Linked DNA regions of Homo sapiens: region 1 is linked to region 2. A link is a loop called in an ENCODE intact Hi-C map of the cell type or tissue named here. Cell type or tissue: PC-3. All regions are shown on one strand. Each heading gives the region's core, and the rest is flanking DNA. Links, peaks and the distances in the headings are about the cores only. Region 1 has its middle 700 kb from the start of ZBBX. Region 2 has its middle 16 kb from the start of BCHE.

Region 1 (9,188 bases), core at 592-8,591, 830 kb before region 2:
AAGGTGAATCCTTCCAGAAGGTTTTCAGTTTCCTTTGTCCATATTCATTGAAGGAATCATTTCTTAAATAATAAGATTTAAAAGTTGAAATTACTCCTCAATTCAAGTGCTGCACAATGGATATTGTGTTGGCAGGCATGAGACAACATTAATCTCCTTGTGCGTCTCCATTAGAGCTCTTGGGTGATGAGTCACATTGTCAATAAATAAGTACTCTTTTAAAAAGAATCTAATCTAAAGGAGCAATAGGACTCAACAATGGGCTTAAAATATTCAGTAAACCATGCTGTAAATAAATTAAACATCATCCAGGCTTTGTTGTTCCATTTACAGAGCAGAGGCAGAGTAGAGTTATCAGAATTCTCAAGCACCCTAGACTTTTCAGAAAGGTAAATGGACATTGGTTTTAACTTCAAGTCACCAGCTGCATTACCCTGAAGCAAGAGTTAGCCCCTCTCTTTGATGCTTTGAAGATAGGTATTGACTTCTTAGCTATGAAAGCCCAAGATGTCATCTTCTTCCAATAAAAGACTAATTCATTTACATTAAAAACCTGTTGACTTTTGTGGCCACCTTTATTAATTATCTTAGCTAGATCTTCTGGATAACTTGTTGCAGCTTCCATATCAGGACTTGTTGCTTAACCTTGAATTTTATGTGATGGAGATTGCTTCTTCCCTACTATCTTATGAGCCAAACTCTGTTTGCCTCAAAGGTTTCTTTGGGCAGCTTCCTTACATTTCTCTGCCTTCACAGAATTTAAGAGAGTTAAGGCCTTGCTCTGGATTAAGTTTTGGCTTAAGTGAATGTTGTAGCTGATTTGATCTTCCATTCATACCACTACACTTTTTTTCCATATCAGTAATAATGTTGTTTTTCTTTCTTATCATTAATGTGTTCACTGGAGTAGCACATTTAATTTCCTTCAAGAATGTTTCCTTAGTATTCACAACTTAGCTAGCTGGCAAAAGAGGCCTACAGCCTATCTCAGTTTTCAACATGCCTTCCTCACTAAGCTTAATCATTTGTAGCCTTTGATTTATTGGGAGAGAAATGCAACTCTTCCTTTCACTTGAACACTTAGAGGTTATTGTGGAATCACTAATTGGCCTAATTTCAATATTATTGTGTCTTAGGGAGTAGGGAGGCCCAAGGAAAGGGAAACAGACTGGGCTATGGCTAGTCTATGGAGCAGTCAGAACACATTCGATATTTACTGATTAAGTTTTCTGTCTTACATAGGTGCGGTTCATGACATATCAAAACAATTACAATAATAGCATCAAATATCACTGACCACAGATCATCTTAACAGGTAATAATAATAAAAACTTTGATATATTGCAAAATTACCAAAATGTGACACAGAGACACAAGTGAGCCTAGGCTGTTGAAAAAATGGTGCCTATAGATGTTCCTGATGCAAGATTGCCATAAACCTTCAATTTATAAAAAAGGCAGTGTTTGTGAAGCACAGACAAGGTCTACTTATATGTTAATGAGAAAGTAGCATCCTTACTAACAAGTTCACTAATTGCTTTTTTTAACATCAGGAAATAACTTGGCTCTCTGAGAGCAAAGATTAAGTGCCATCATTTGACCAAAAAAAACAAAAACAAAAAACAAAACAAATAAGTTATCTGGTATCTGGTGGTATTCAAACATCAGAAGTCAGGCTGCCTCAGTTATTGTTATTGGAAGCAACATCACAGTGGCAGCCATAGGAGCCTAAGTTGCATAGAGTTATAATTTTTTTTTAAATAAAAGACCGTTTTCCTAACGGCAAGATAGATGAGCAGCCAGTGAGATTATGACTGTTCATACTCTATAATCAAGAAAGAAAGAAGAACTTTTATGAATGAAAAAGGTAGATATTTCAAAAGACAGCCACGATTTCATCATAAAGACTCCAGAACTCAGACAGTTTTGGGATCCAAAACACATTAACTGAAGAGTCAGTCAGAACCCCAGGAGGAAGGACTGACAATACCACAGCCATTGTGCACAGTGATGGTTCCTCAGTCCTTTCTGGAAGAGACCAATGGTCAATTTACTTGCCTGGTTATACACTGAGAAAATGGACAACATAAAATCTTTTCAAAACCATTAGACAAGGGCTTGAGCTAATATTGATAGCCAGCATTCAAGCTGTCATTGTGACTTCTTGGTAAGAGTGGAGACAAATGTGAGTGAGGTGATGAGTAGAGTCTGGCCTAGGTCCTCACAGTGGGTCCAGAGCTTCTAAGGCCACAATCCAATGATCATTTCCCTGGTTGCTAAATGTATAGTTGGAACTAACATAATTGATACTTCCACATTTCCTACATTTGCTATTTGGCCTATGTGGAGTGAGAGCTGACTTAGTGTGAAAGGACAACTGAAAGTTTTTAAACTGTTCTTCTATAATATAAGATAGTAAATATAAAAATATCACATCCTAAAATAGGTGGCAGAAATAAGTGCTATTTCTAAAGAGTCTAAACTAAAGAATACAAGTGAAGTGTCCTCATTTTATCACCTGTTAATTCACCAGCCTGGCCTGTGCAAAGACCAGCTGAATTCAAGGATGACAGCAGACTCCTTTAATCTCAAGCAAGTAATAAACTCAACTCAGCTGTAGCTGTTCTGCCAGATGATAGATAATCTGTAGAACAGATTAACATAGGCTAATATACATGATATGAGCCATTGACCTGGTAAATATGTTTGCATCACCTTTGTCCAAAAACAGTTTGCTTTGACTTAGATTAAAAGCAGTTTGCAGTCACGTGAAAAGGTCAATGGTATACATTTATAGCCTTCACTCAGGGCCATGATAACTCTTCTTTCCTTTGTTATAATCTGAAGAGACCTAAGAGACCTAGAACTACTGGATGTTTTGCAGAGTTTTGTCCTGTGTCTCTATGTCAATTGCATTAAGCTAATAATCCCAGATGAGAAAGAAATGCTAGTACATTAGTGGCCTTTGTGGAAACATGCCCTCCAAGGCACGTGCATGCCTTATAGCAGAGAGCATAATAAAGCTGCACAATGCCTAGTAGGCCTATCTGGCTTCTGAAGACAGCATACTCTACACTAGGAATACTATTCGGATCAATAGGCAGGATGAATACCAGCTTTAAATGGAGTCTAGATGTTGTATAGCATGAGCAGGTTATGGTACAAAACACCCAGCTACTTTGAGCAATATGATGCAATATGACCCTATCATATTAGAGCATCAATAAAGGAATTCCAATGAATCCCACTAGAGTTCTGGAATGGAACTGTGTTATGTGTATCAGAAAATTACAAAATTTTCAGAAAACTGCTGGCATTCTCTTGGACCTTGGTAAATACAGAGAGTCTAACCATGGTATAATAAATGACCATGTGGCCAGAGCTGCCCATAATGAGCTGGTTAATGTCAGATCCACCAAGTCACAGGTCATGCAGACCAGCAACAGTTGAACAATCCATTGTAAGATAGCAGTGGTATATCCTGGATATCACCTGAGCAGTACCAGAGGGCATAAGAAAGCTATATGTGCAGGTGGGGCAGGACAATCACATCAATCACCTCTGTAGTTAATCTCTGCAGGTGCTCACATTTATGCCACAGGGAGGCTCCCGATGACCAGCTAATAGAAGAGGAAGAATTCATAGCTTGGTCATAAATGTGTTGGTTTAGTGCATGGGGTGGCTTTGAAATACTATGGCAAGAAGAAATTTTCCCAAAGGGGAAAACCTTGGATATTGACTAGTCATGCACTTTGAATAGAAAGAAAACTTGAATTTAGAATAGTCATTGAATCACAATGCTATTCCTATTAAACTACCATAGACATTCTTCACATAACTAGAAAAAACTGTTTTGAAATTTGTTTATTTACTTTTTTTGAGATGGGGTCTCACTCTGCCACCCAGTCTGGAGTGCAGTGGTACAATCTCGGTTCACTGCAACCTCCGCCCCCCAGGTTCAAGCGATTCTCCTGTCTCAGCCTCCCGAGTAACTGGTATTACAGGCCAAAAGAGAGCCCAAATACCCAAGGCAATCCTAAGCAAAAAGTACAAAGCTGGAGGCATCATGCTACCTGACTTCAAACTATGCTACAGGGTTATAGTAACCAAAACAGCATGGAACTGGTACAAAAACAGACACATGGACCAATAGAACAGAATAGAGAACCCAGAAATAAGACCACACACCTACAACTATCTGATCTTCAACAAACTTGATGAAAATAAGCCTTGGGGAAAGGATTTCCTATTCAATAAATAGTGCTGGAATAACTGACTCACCATATGTATAGGATTAAAACTGGACCCCTTATTTTTAGTATATGCAAAAATTAACTCAAGATGAATTGAAGAGTTAAATGTAAAACCAAAAACTATAAAAACTCTGGTAGGCAACCTGGGCAATATCATTCAGGGTATAGGCATGGGCCAAGATATCATGAAAAAGATGCCAAAAGCAATTGCAACAAAAGCAAAAGTTGACAAATGGGATACAATTAAACTAAAGAGCTTCTACACAGCAAAAGAATCAACAAAATAAACAGACAATCTACAGAATGAGATAAATTTTTATTGCAATCTATTCCTCTGACAAAGGTCTAATATCCAGCATTTGTAAGGAACTTAAACAAATTTAAAGAATAAAAAAATAACCTGATTAAAAAGTGGGCAAAGGACATGAAAAGACACTTTTCAAAAGCAGACATATGTGCAGCCAACAAACATACGAAAAAAGCTCAGCGTCACTGATCATTAGAGAAATGCAAATCAAAACCACAGTGAAGCTGGGTGCTGTGGCTCATGCTGTAATCCCAGCAATTTGAGAGGCCGAGGTGGGCGGATTACCTGAGGTCAGGAGTTTGAGACCAGCCTGGCCAACATAGTGAAAGTCCATCTCCACTAAAAATACAAAAATTATCCGGGCATGGTGGTGTACACCTGTAGTTCCAGCTACTCAGGAGGCTGAGGCAGGAGAATCACTTGAACCCAGGAGGCAGAGGTTGCCATGAGCCAAGATCATGCCACTGCACTCCAACCTGGGCAACAGAGCAAGACTCTGTCTCAAAAGAAAAAAAAAAAAAGAGAGATATCATCTCACACCAGTCAGAATGGCTATTATTGAAAAGTCAAAAAACAACAGATCAGATGCTGGTGAGGTTTTGGAGAAAAAGGAACCATTTTACACTGTTGTTTGCACCGTAAACCAGTTTAGCCATTGTGGAAGACAGTGTGTCAATTTCTCAAAGACCTAAAAACAGACATACCATTTGACCCAGCAATCCCATTACTGGGTATACAACCAAAGGAGTATAACTCATTCTATTGTAAAGACACGTGCACATATATGTTCACTGCTGAACTATTCACAATAAAAAAGACAAGGAATCAACCTACATGCCCATCAATGATAGGCTGGATAAAAAAAATGTGGTACATATACACCATGAAATACTATGCAGCCACAAAAACGAATGAGATCATGTCCTTTGCAGAGACATGGATGGACCTGGAAGCCATTATCCTTAGCAAACTAATGGAGAAATAAAAACCAAATACCACATGTTATCACTTATAAGTAGGAGCTAAATGATGAGAACACATGGACACATAGAAGGGAACAACACACACTGGAACCTTTAAGAAGATGGAGGGTGGGAGGAGGGAGAGAGTCAGGAAAAATAACTAAAAGGTACTAGGCTTAATACCTGAGTGATGAAATAATCAGTACAGCAAACCCCCATGACACAAGTTTACCTATGTAACAAACCTGCACTTGTACCCCTGAACTTTAAATAAAAGTAAAAAAACAAAAATATGCATTGAATCATGAGCAGTGGCGAATGTTTTGGCTGGTTGGTCAAGGCCTAGAAGGAGACCTTATAAGACTGAAGGAAGGTGATCTCTAGTAGAGACATATGGATGGACTTGTATTTCTTGTTTACAATAACTCAGAATTTAAGAGGGATGGGTAGTAGAAGATAATACCATAATGGGAAAAAAATATATATGGTTTAATGGAGGTAATTTATCAATAGGAGGGAGTATTTACTTCTTATTTAGAAGAAGAATAGTTTTTTGGAGGAAAAGACTAAAGGTGGTGAAATGAGCATCCATTTTTGTAGCTGTATCAGCTGCATCTAGAATATTCCTGGCATACAACAGGTACTTAGTAAATACTTGTTAAAATACTTGTTGAATAATATAAACACACAAAATATATCACCAAGAGGGAAGTATATGGAATAAAATTGTGTAAAATTTCAAAAAAATAGGTAACAATGTTCAATTGATGATTAAAATGATGGGTTACTGGCAGTTTGTAATTGAGTCAACTTAAAGAAGTTAAGTTACTTAATGTCACCAAGATTCTATTTCTTTAGTTTATTTTATAAAATGTAATTATTGATTATATTCACCTCATATATTTTTTGATATAAATGTGTGATTGCATCTAAATGCATCTAAGCCTACTAGTGTTGATTTAGTAAATGCTTAAGAATATTTAACCATTTAATAAAGTTATTCATGAAATTATTGCAAACAAACTGTAATTTATACATAAGAAAAATATCAGTGTCTCAGTGTTTATTCTCTGTATTTGCCAATATATAGCAGCATGCTTTCACTCAGCAGGAAAAAGATACCTCAAATGGCTGTCTCTATTTAAAGATTAAGTGAAAATTGGGAGGGTGAAGAGCTAATTTCATAGTCAGTTGATTGTATTTTTTCACTTTAAAATATGCTTATTGCTTATTGCCTCTAGTACACTTGAGCATGTAAATCTGTTCATTATATTTACACACTGATTCAAGAGCTAAAAGACAGATGACAGAGATTTAAACAAAGTGAGTGAAAAACCAAATTCTCCTTTTGCTGATGTACGCTTTTTCTCACAGAAATGCCTAAATGCATTAGCTGAAGTGAGGCTGGGAGGATCCTTATTAATACTTACATCTGTTGTTGCAGATGTAGATAAAATGCCTTTCTTTTTTTTAATTTTAGAAAAAGACTGGTAAATGATGTACTTAAAAAAATCTTCATTTTGAAATACTTTTCTGCATTTCTCTACATTTTTATATTCAGTGTTAAATATATACATATTGAAATATACAAATTACTATATGCCACAGTTTTTAAAAGCATTTCAACAGTTAATATAAGCAAGAAAACAACGAAGCTTTTGTTTAAAATATAAAAGAATCAATTCATATTGATCTGAGTAATCTCAAGCTTTTAAAGAATAATTTGTCTACTTTCCTTGACAAAGCAAAGATTTGTTCTCTTCATTCAGTTCTCCAACCTTTTCTTCATTAAAAAGTTTCAAAAAATTAAAAAAAGGAATGTCTATATGTCCATTTTATGATGAATTGTCTTAAGCCAGTGTGTGACGATGTTACAACCATTATTATTTTTAAAAGGACTCTGTGTACACTTGAATTTCCTGATTTCAAATCATTCCTACATTTTAGAATAATGTGTAGGTCATTTAAGATTTCTTATTAAATTATTAAGGCACATACAAGCTCAAAAATATTATGAATGCTAGTAGTAATCAAATTCCTAAAATACACATTAATACAGCAATTTCTAATTAGTAAATCATTTCTTTTTATAGAAAATATTTTTGCTGTGCATTTCAAATCAGCCTATGAGGGATGGAGAAGGAGAAATAATTTTCATTCCAGGTGATTCGGCCGCTCTTAAAAGAGTCAGCATGTCTGAGAATTCATTTCTACTGCAGCCAACATCTACTGACAATCTTTTACTTGACAGCATTTCTAACAAGCCAATTCTTTCCAAATGCGTGTTCTGCTTAAACGCTAGTCATACTCTGCAGCCAGGATGTTATGAAAGATGACTTTTTAGCATGTCTTTATCTACGGTGAGAATGAGTTTGTTTTATTTTTAATTCAGTTTTAAATTTGTGAAAGTTGAGTATGCGAATTGGGTCATTCTTGCCATACTCAATTAAATCAGAGGTGAGAGGCCAGGGAAAATGCACTCGGGATATAAAGCACAGCTTCAGGAATTGAATTCTTTGCAAGCCCGGCATCGGAAACTACCTGCTGTAACCCTGAGGCCGTTTTGACCTAGTGACTGCTAACATGACCTGCCGTGACTCTTAGTTTTACCTACCACCGTCACTAGACAATCAGAGCTTGCCAGCACCCAAAAGTTTATCTAGTGACAATAAGCTTTGTTTTAAAACCATACGTAACATTTCTCTGACTCCAAACTTTTCTTTGTTCTTCAGACACACAAAAGACCACCAAGTCTGTGTGTGTGCCTGAAATGTAATTCTTTAAGTCCTGAATAAAATGTTAAGTTTAGAGATGTATTCTCTCATTTTATTTTGACATCAACAAATTATTCATTTGAGCAAAAGTTACTTAGAATGCGTGAGAATCAGGTGGGGTTGAAAATTAAATGTTAAAGGTTATTGATCATCACATAGGTAAATGACTTTGTTCTGGAAGGCAGAACACAAAAAGAAGTTTTACTCTTTTTTTGACCTTAAAGAAATTGGGGGTAAAAGTTATTAGGTTGGTAATTGCAGTAATTGCATTAAAAGTAATGGCAAAACCGCAATTGCTTTTGCACCGACCTAATGAATACCTAGAAATTCTCAGTAAGTAAGGCCTGAAATGGAAAGAGGTTAAGCTGTGCACAAGGATTTAGCTGAACTGCTTGGAGAGGAATCCTGGCTCTAAGTGGTAGATGCTTCTTCTACTGAATTGGCCCAGAAGTGGCAAGGCCTTCAGAAATCAAGTTAGAATAGTAGTGAAGCAAAGTTTGACACCAGAGGATACAGTCTGGTGTCTACTTCTAGGAAACAAAATGAAAAACAGGTCTCCAAGAAATTGAGACTCTTACTAGTAGAATCCACATTTTCTACCTGAAACCATCCATCCTATATTAGCTACATAAGTAAGTTAATCTCCCTTATAAAACAGAGGCATTTGTGGAGGAAAGAAATATAAAACTATATTTAGTAAGACAAGGCAAATAGTAAACATCTCAAAGTAAAATATCTTAGCTCATTAATACATAATTTCACTAAATGAATATTTATATTATCTTTACTAGATAAGGATATCCTTACTGATAACCTTATCAGATATCATGAAGAATGCTGGGGACCTGGTGGTAAACAAAAATATTCTGACCTTTCCTTGGGTAGCTTATAT
Region 2 (9,188 bases), core at 407-8,406:
TACGTATTTATTATATTGACAGTCATTATTGAACTTTAAGACTACAAACCACAGCTTATGAATTATATGCCAATTTATGTGCCACCTATCTTTTAGTTTTATATTTCAAAGCTGAATTACAAACACTTTTACCTAGGCACATTTGAGAGTTGCTTCGAGTGTGTATAAATTTGAATTTGGTTGATGTATAATAAATTTGCTGTCTCCATTTTATTAAAATTTCAGTATATCTGGAACTTTTATTGAAATAAATGATGACAGCATTAAAAACTAAAATTCAATAATTTTGTGATATTTTGATTCTACTTATGTGGTCCTAAGTTGTCATATTTTTCTCATTAAGAAAAATATAATACACATTTTTTTAACCATACCTTTGTAAATATACCATACAAAACAAATCGATACAATAATATGGAAAATCTGTTTTTCTTCCTTCAGTTTGCACTTCACATTAAATATACTCTGGTTTAGGAAAATTTTTTAAACATACAGGTATATTTATAAGGGTATGAATTAAATAGATATAGAGAGAATTAATAGTTTTTCCCCATATTTCCTTTGTTTCTTTTGCTTATCTATTTACTTTTGTATTTTTTTAATTGTTGAGGATTGTATTTAGTGGCTATAAGAAAACAATAAAACCACCCATGAATAATGAGGCCAACAGTTTTCAAAATGTGATCAGAGATGCCTCTATTTCCCTAAGACCCTTTCAGGGTTTTCATAAAGTCAAACTATTTTCCTAATACTAAGACCTTGTTTGCCTTTTCACATTTATTATCTGAAGAGCGTATAGTGAAGTTTTCCAGAGGCTGCACAACATGTGATATGACAACAGATTGAACTCAGAAGTGGATATGAGAGTCCAGCTGTCTTTATTAATATAGATATTTAAAAGAATTTTCAAAAATGTGAAACTATGACACTCTTTTGATTATACTGTTTGCTGATCTGAAAAAGAGTTATTTTATATAAAAATATATTCATGTTAACACATGTTTATTACTGAACTAAATACATTAATCCATAAATATTTTTAATTTTTTTCTATTTTAAGATCTAATACTGTAAATATTAATAGGTATAGTTTATATTTTAAAAATATTTAAAATCCTCAATAATTTTTAAATATATAAAGGAGTCCAAAGTCTCAAAACTTTGAAAACTTCTGTCCTAGATCAGTCTACAATTCCTGAGATTATTGCCATTTTCTCTATGACTATAAAAACTTAAAATGACTGAGATCTCCTGTTTCTTTTTCTCTTATCCTATTCAGTGAAAATATATTAAGAATTTTAATAATCAAATTACCGTACTAAGCACTGGGGCTAAAAGGGTCCGTAAAACCCCATGTCTATATCAGAAAAAAACAGTGTCCTGGAGCTAGTATATGCTAATCAATAAAGGGGTATTACCCGCATGTGATACTGTAGCATGTTTCAGACACAAAACATTGTTTACTGAATAATGCTTCCAGTATTTTTATGTTAATTATTTTGCCTTAGCTATTCTTTAGCAGAAATGATAGCACTAAATCAAAGTTACTGCCTTCCTACACCTAAGATCCCAGTGCTTGAGTCGTGCAAGTTCCAGAGTGCATCTGGGCAATATATGCTGCCTCAAGGAAATTTAACATAGCAGGTATATAAAAAGAAAGAAAAAAAGTCCTTACAATATAGGCTTTTCGAGGGTCTATTTTAAAGTCAAAGCTTTTGATTTATGTAATTTAGCTTTTGTAAGAGAATAAAATTGTATTAATTCGTTTTCACACTGCTGATAAAGACATACCTGAGACTGGGCAGTATACAAGGGAAAGAGGTTTAATGGAGAACTGACAGTTCCACATGGCTGGGGAAGCTTCACAACCATGTGGAAAGTGAAAGGCACGTCTCACATGGCGGCAGACAAGAGAAGAAGAAGGCTTGTGCAGGAAAACTCACTGTTATAATGACCATCAGATGACCACCGGATCTCGTGAGACTTACTGTTACAAGAACAGCACGGGAAAGACCTGCTTCCATGATTCAATTACCTCCCACTAGGTCCCTTCCACAACATGTAGGAATTCAAGATGAGATTTGGGTGGGGACACAGCCAAACCATGTCAAAAATGTTCTCCAAAAGCAAAAGGGAAGTCACTTTAAATAGCAGGACATATGTTTATGTCACATCAATAATTGGAGAAATGATAAAGATGGGAAGCTTAGCCCCTAGAAGATATACCTCATCTGGTCTGAAATAGAGTTTAGAAGAAGACAATGAAACCTGCAATAGTTAGTGCTGAAACTTACAGTGACCATATGTCAAGAAGCAAATACAGCATCATAAGCCTGGCAAGCATGAGCCCTACCACTCTCACTGAGCACCATGGAAGGCAAGCCAAGGCTTGAAGCATACCAGTTCTCATATAAGCACATGCCTTACATAAGCTGGATTGAGAAGTCATGTAGCTTATGCTTTTTATTGTTGTTTGGCAAGGTCTTCAACAATTTCCTGCAGGTTGCCTGTGAGTCATCCCATGGAAGTGATTCTCACACATGCTGCAAGATTCTTCTGAGCTTTATTCAAAATTGCCAATGTGGACACTCCAATATTTACTTTTTGCACAATTGTAGGCCTTTTGAACATCATAAGAGAATTCAGGAACTTACAGTGATATACACAGGAAAGACCTTAGTGATTGCACTATGGAGTCCAGCCCCAAATCTGTTATTCATGAGGATTTATATCCATACGGCAGACAGAATAATTACCAATCCCTATAATAAAAACCAGAAGCCTAGTTATTTGAGTTCAGGGTCATGATCTTTTAGGAAAACAAACATGTATACATGCACACCAAGGAAGAAACAGGTTTTTCAGGGAAAGTAAGAAAAGAAGAAAAAGAAAGACCTATAAAATCGTCTGTAAATCTTCTAAATCTTCTTTCTTGGACTCTGAACTGTCACCATATTAAGCCTCTTTTCAGGTACAGAATGAACATATCCACAGCAACATCTTAAGCTCAAAGTGTTGTGGCCTAGAGAATATTTGAAAGGGGTGGGATTTATAGGAAAAGACCAGAGCCAATATGAAGGCCAGAAAGAAAATTTGCAGCTGGAAATATGGACACGAAGTCACTTTTGCGAGGCCTTGGGAAGTCAGAGAAGAATATCACACTGAGTTTTGTTATTGTTTAAGATATGAGGACACCTCCATCACTCTTGAGCCAGATGCCATTGTGAGTCACAACAGGATAATGATGCACAATTGCTCAAAGAAAGCTCTGCCTGTGCTGGTGGCAAAGCTACTAATGAAGAAAATGTAAATTCATGGGCCCACCTCAGACCTAAAGAATCAGAAACTCTGAGGATGGAGGTCAGCAATATGCTTTAATATGCGCATTAGGTGATTCTGAGGCACAATTATTTGAGAACTACTGTTTTAGGGAAATGCATAGTGCCCTCTAGTGTTCACATAAGATAATAAAAGTTAGTTTCCAGATTTTACCTAGCCAAATTTGGAGAGATGGCAAGTGATAGAACAATCAAGTTTGATAATATTCAGCTTTCAACTTCTAGGATTAAATGGCACGCTTATGTAAGAGGAAGTGTCTTTTCCAGGTAGGAAAAGTCTTACTGAGGTAGGATGAAATCGAGATTATATTTTGTAGATTAAAGCAATAGAATTCTATTCCTAATAACCTCGGTTGTACCCTGGCTTCCATACCTATTGAAATAATGGCATGCTTTGTATTAGAGCAAGGTCAAATACAGCCAAAATAAAGTATTTATTGTTCAATTTTTACTTTTAAGTTAGATGTCTTTTTTAGTTTACAGAAAGATAATAGGCATTGTTAATTTTCCCCCTACATTTTAGAAATTTCATTTCAAATATCTAGACGGAACTTAAAAATCTGAGCATGGCTCTTTGCCAAAGCCAAAGTGCATAGAGGACATAATAGATAAATGATATCATGGCAGCTTTACTGTGACTTAGAAAGGAAATAAATGTTTCAAAAGTGCTAAGAATATAAATATCCAGATATTTAAGGTCTTGAGATCTCTGATAAGGACCCAGGCCCCAAGTCTTGAATTGGGAAAAGATAAAATAATCCCATGGTAGGGAAAGGGGTGAGCTGAAAGAGAAGACCTTATACCTGAGGTACATGATAACCAAGAAGACTAGAAATAGAGGCCTGACATGCACACGCAGAAGCAATGGCAAAAATGGTGCCACAAAGATCTCACAGCTTGCTTGAGGCATGCAAGAGCTGCAGAACTTCTTCATTTTCTCTTTGGACATGTGACAATACCAAGAGGACCTGTGACCTGCAAGACACCCCAAGTTAGAATCAGAGAAGAACAGAATCAGGTAAACTTGTGATCTGAGGCTGTTGGGGGCTACAGTCATCCTCAGTGAATGCCGGCCTGATAATCTAGAACCAGTTAGAACCAGGGGGCACACCTGCAGCCACCAGTTCAGGACTGACGGCCAGTGTGAAGTTCAGTGAGGACAAGATGTTGTGTATGGATAATACCTTTGATAAAGATTAAAATGCTTCACACTGAAGCAAGGCACAGAACTCCAGAAAGTCATGGCAGAAAGAGACCCTTTGAAGCAGAAAATAGTTCTCGTAGTGTGTTTCAACTTTATATTGACAGAATATTTAAGTGAAAACAACTATTTTAAACCAGAAGAGATCAAATTATGTTTAAGAAACAGGTGTAAGATCCACTCCTCTGCCACCACCATCAGCAAGAAAGTGTGTTCTGAGAGATAATGAGTTCAGTTATAGACAATAAATTTACATTTGCAGAGTTAAAATTATAACTCAACACATAAGGAGCCATGATCCATGGACCTGCCTTTTCCAATAGTCTTCCTAGGTCTTCCAAGTAAAGCTCTTCTTGCAGCAAGTGAGGCACTTTGGTAACATTTCATATGAGTAGATCAATTTTCTATCCAAAGCAATATTATATTTGAACTTAAGTAAATGCACATTCTTTATCAAGAACGATAGTTATCGGCAATTCATGCACTGCACAAAAGCAGCAATGAACTGTATTTGTTGAAATGGAATTTCTGCTGTCATACTAGCATCTCTTCAAATGAATTTGAGAAGAAGCTACAACAATCAAGATGGCATATTATTTTTGAAAATCTATAGGACTTATTTACCACAGATAAGTTGAGTAACCTGGCATGTGTGTTTTTCAGCATTGACATCCATTCCAGGACATCAGATATATTGCACAGCCAAGATTTGAGTGCAAACAGTCCAAGATATGCTACATAAAGTGATGCCAAATGTGATAATAAATGCCTTCTACAAAAACAAGGCTTACTCATAAAAGACATTCTTTGTGAACAGATAACTCATGCTGACAGCTTGTGAATTCCAGAATTCTTTAGGCAGTTTTTCTACTGCCTTTCTCTCTAGCCCAAGTTTGTAATGTTAACTGATCAGCACAAAAAGATAGTTAAGAATGCATTTTAAAAACAGAGTTTAGATAATTTGGTGTTTGCAATAGCATACAACAAAAAGCTTTAATATATTATCTTCTACATGTGTAGACCGGCACAGAAATCTAAGCATTAAAAAAAAAGATTCTAGCAAAACATGAATGTGCATATAATTGTTTGTTGCCTTATCCTTGGACAAAAGTTTCCAAAGAGTATATGTTTTAAAATGCAGCCATAAATCTACTTAAAGTGCTTCTTTATTCAGGCTTGCAAACATAGCATTGTCTTTGTCAATTTATCTGTCCTCCGTTCTGGTAAGTGACATTGTTCCTGAGTAGTAATCAATTGATGTCTCCGTGCCATCTGGCATTCTGTTGCTAAGCACAGCTGCAACACTGCAAGGTGAAGTGTGAGTGGCAAGAAGCAGAGTTTATGTTCATCACTATGTAACATTCCAGACTACACAGTCAATAAATCCTTTCTGTGCCAGGCTGATACCATGAACTGCTTTATCTTAACAGGTGATGAAATACCTTGGTAATTTAAGAAAATATGATGAAAAGTAATCATGCTAATGAGATTTTGAAGATCTTTCTTTGTTTACATAGTGATCTCACAAAAAGGATACTTTTTTTCTCTTTAGTATATATAAACCATTAATAGCCATATCATTACACAAAAATATATTACTAAAAACTCTGAGTTCATATTTGTTTTCTGTCACGTAGAAATATGTTATAGTATTTCTCACTGACTTCTTTTTAACATCAGTAGGGGCTTATGTAATTGGTCATTAAATATCTTAGAGTGAAAGCTTGTGTTACTAATAATTATACAGAGAAAACAGGCATATACCAGAAGTCTCCCAGACAAATCTACTTCAAGTCTTCCATTACAGAAATTGAGCCCCATTAAATATTGTAAACTTTAAGTAAAAACTTAAATTCTGATTAAAGTAGTTCTCAAAACATTGCTAATGATCTGCCTTCAAAATATCATAAATAATCAGCTGTTACTAAGATTGGGTGTGCTATATTAAAATTTAATACAAACCTTCCTCTAAGCAAGAGCAGTAAGGCTTTGATTGGAGCCATGATTGCTAATGCCTACGTGCACCTATGCATTCCATGAGGTCTCCCTTTGCCATTGCATTTCATGAATACAACCATCCATCGGCATAATCACCTTGGGTACGTGTCTAACTAATTCAGGAATATCTTTCTGAATTTGATGTTCCAGATTTTCTTTTGCCTTCCTTAGATAAAATAGATATGCTCAACCTTCAGATAAATTTCTTCAGTGAGTGCATCCAGTTGGAATAAAACTGGCTGAGAAAATACCCTGGGGAAAGGTACTGACAAATCCCTGTAGTAGATAACCACCTATAATAGATGAATGGCTTCAAAAAATATCCCCAGTGATGAGGAGCATTTTTTAAAGAGTGCTTTCTCTTTTTAACAATGAAATTCTTAGAGAAAGAGGCACACTGTACATTGCAAGAAGTTTTAAGAAAAAGAATAGACATATTTTATACTTTGTTAATATAGTCAAGCAAGTACCAAATTTTTATATAGTATATATTATGTGCCAGGAAATTTGCAAGGTGAATTTTATCTTCGTAAATTCACAAAATCAAACAAAATTAGGTCCCTTTTATAAATTTGAATATAGGAGTGTGACACAAGAAAATTAACACATAAGCAACAATAAGGTATTTACTCTAAGTGCATCCCTTTTATTTTCTGTGACTACCTACCCCAGCCTTTTCAGATGTTTAATTGACTTAAGCACTGAGTACAACTTACACTTAAAATTATGCCTATATTTTTTAGGCAGATGAAAAGGAGGAAAAATAGAAATAGGACTAATCATTATTGGCACTACAATTTGTGCTTTAGGAAACACAATATGCTTAGCAATAAAAATTAAAATATTGGCTGGGTGCGGTGACTCACACCTCTAATCCCAGCACTTTGGGAGGCCGAGGCATGTGGATCACCTGAGGTCAGGAGTTCAAGACCAGCCTGGCTAACATGGTGAAACCCTAGCTCTGCTAAAAATACAAAATTAGCTGGGCATGGAGGTATGCACCTGCAATCCCAGTTACTCGAGAGGCTGAGGCAGGAGAATCGCTTGAACCCAGGAGGTGGAGGTTGCAGTGAGCCAAGATCGTGCCACTGCACTCCTGCCTGGGCAACAGAGTGAGACTCCATCTCCAAAAAAAATAATAAAAATATTTTTCTGGTTATATATTCACAAATTATTGCCAATTAGTGTAAAGTTAACTAAAGACATACAAAAATACATAGGATATAAACTATATTTTAAAATATATCATAATTCTTTTACATTAACTTTTAGGTACATAGATAAATAAATTGAGAGATATCCATTTTACTTATAAGAAGACACTTTTCCTTAATTAATGAAATTAACTGATGGAACTTTTAAAAGTACTACACAATGGTAAATATTAATAGTTTTCTATACTATGCAAATTTGGCCTCTTCCTTACTAACAAAATACAAATTCTGTTCAGGGTTGCAATACAGCAGACTAAAAACACCTTCACTTTTTAGTTTCCTTTCATGGCCATGTACCTCCAGATTCCTTATGTAAGAAAAATAAAACCCATGCTGTCTCAAGCTAATGAGTTGGTTTTCTGTTGCTTTTGTATAAGCCAGATTCTAATGGATGGATATATTATTAGGTTTTTTTTTTTTTTAAAAAAATGACATTTCATCTGGAAAAATAAAAAGGCCCAAAGTCAAGAAACAACAGATGTTGGCGAAATTGCAGAGAAAAAGGAATACTTACACTGTTGGTGGAAGTTTAAATTAGTTCAACCATTGTGGAAGACAGTGTGGTGATTCCTCAAAGATCTAGAGGCAGAAATACCATTCGACCCACCAATCCCATTACTGTGTTTATACCCAAAAGAATATGAATTATTCTATTATAAAGATACATGCATGTGTATGTTCATTGCAACACTATTCACAGTAGCAAAGACATAGAATCAACCCAAATGCCCATCAATAATAGACTGGATAAAGAAAATGTGGTATATATATACCATGGAGCACTATGCAGCCATAAAAAGGAATGAGATCACATCATTTGTAGGGACATAAATGGAACTGGACACCATTATTCTTAGCAAACTAATGCAGGAACAGAAAATCAAATTGCATGGTCTCACTTATAAGTGGGAGCTGAGCAATGAGAACACATGAACATGAACACATTGTGGGGGAACAACACACACTGGGGCCTTTTGCGGGAGCAGGGGAAGGGGGAGCATCTGGAAGAATAGTTAATGGGTGCTGGGCTTAATACCTAGGTGATGAGTTGATCTGTGCCGCAAACCACTATGGCACACGTTTACCTATGTAACAAACATGGACATACTGCGCACGTACCCTGGAAATTAAAGGCTGAAGGAAAAAAGTTCATATTATTTGGTTACAAAAAAATAAAAGAAAACCTCAACATAAAACATGAAGATCCAAATATAGTGTGATATATAAAAAAGAAAATATACAGTAATAGAACACAAAATGGAGTCAACAAATTCATATTTTATAGCATGAAAGTATATAAAGAAGGGAGAATAATGATTAAATTAAGCATATAAAGGTATTTATACCTTTTAGTAACTTTAGTAATTTATAATTATTAAATTCTCTATTTCAAACTAGAGAGGGAAAATAATCACATACTATTATTTAAAAAAAAAA

Evidence for each region. A loop is a pair of places that touch in the nucleus more often than their neighbours do. Peaks named below come from ENCODE experiments on the same cell type or tissue, not always from the same donor. Only the 100,000 strongest peaks of a DNase experiment are listed, where the experiment ranks them.
Region 1: it touches region 2 in a loop (27-fold over the local background); 2 of 110 quality-filtered maps call a loop at or near these places.

Annotation. Positions count from the first base shown.
Region 1 is chr3:166,679,852-166,689,039 of GRCh38, reverse strand. No RefSeq gene overlaps it. Among named protein-coding and RNA genes, the nearest start is that of ZBBX, 700 kb to the left of the region's middle. In PC-3, for the core only: a CTCF peak has its summit at 3,604; no DNase peak of the experiment used is centred there.
Region 2 is chr3:165,849,043-165,858,230 of GRCh38, reverse strand. No RefSeq gene overlaps it. Among named protein-coding and RNA genes, the nearest start is that of BCHE, 16 kb to the right of the region's middle. In PC-3, for the core only: CTCF peaks have their summits at 3,226 and 3,429 (motif pointing left); a DNase peak (open chromatin) is centred at 2,500.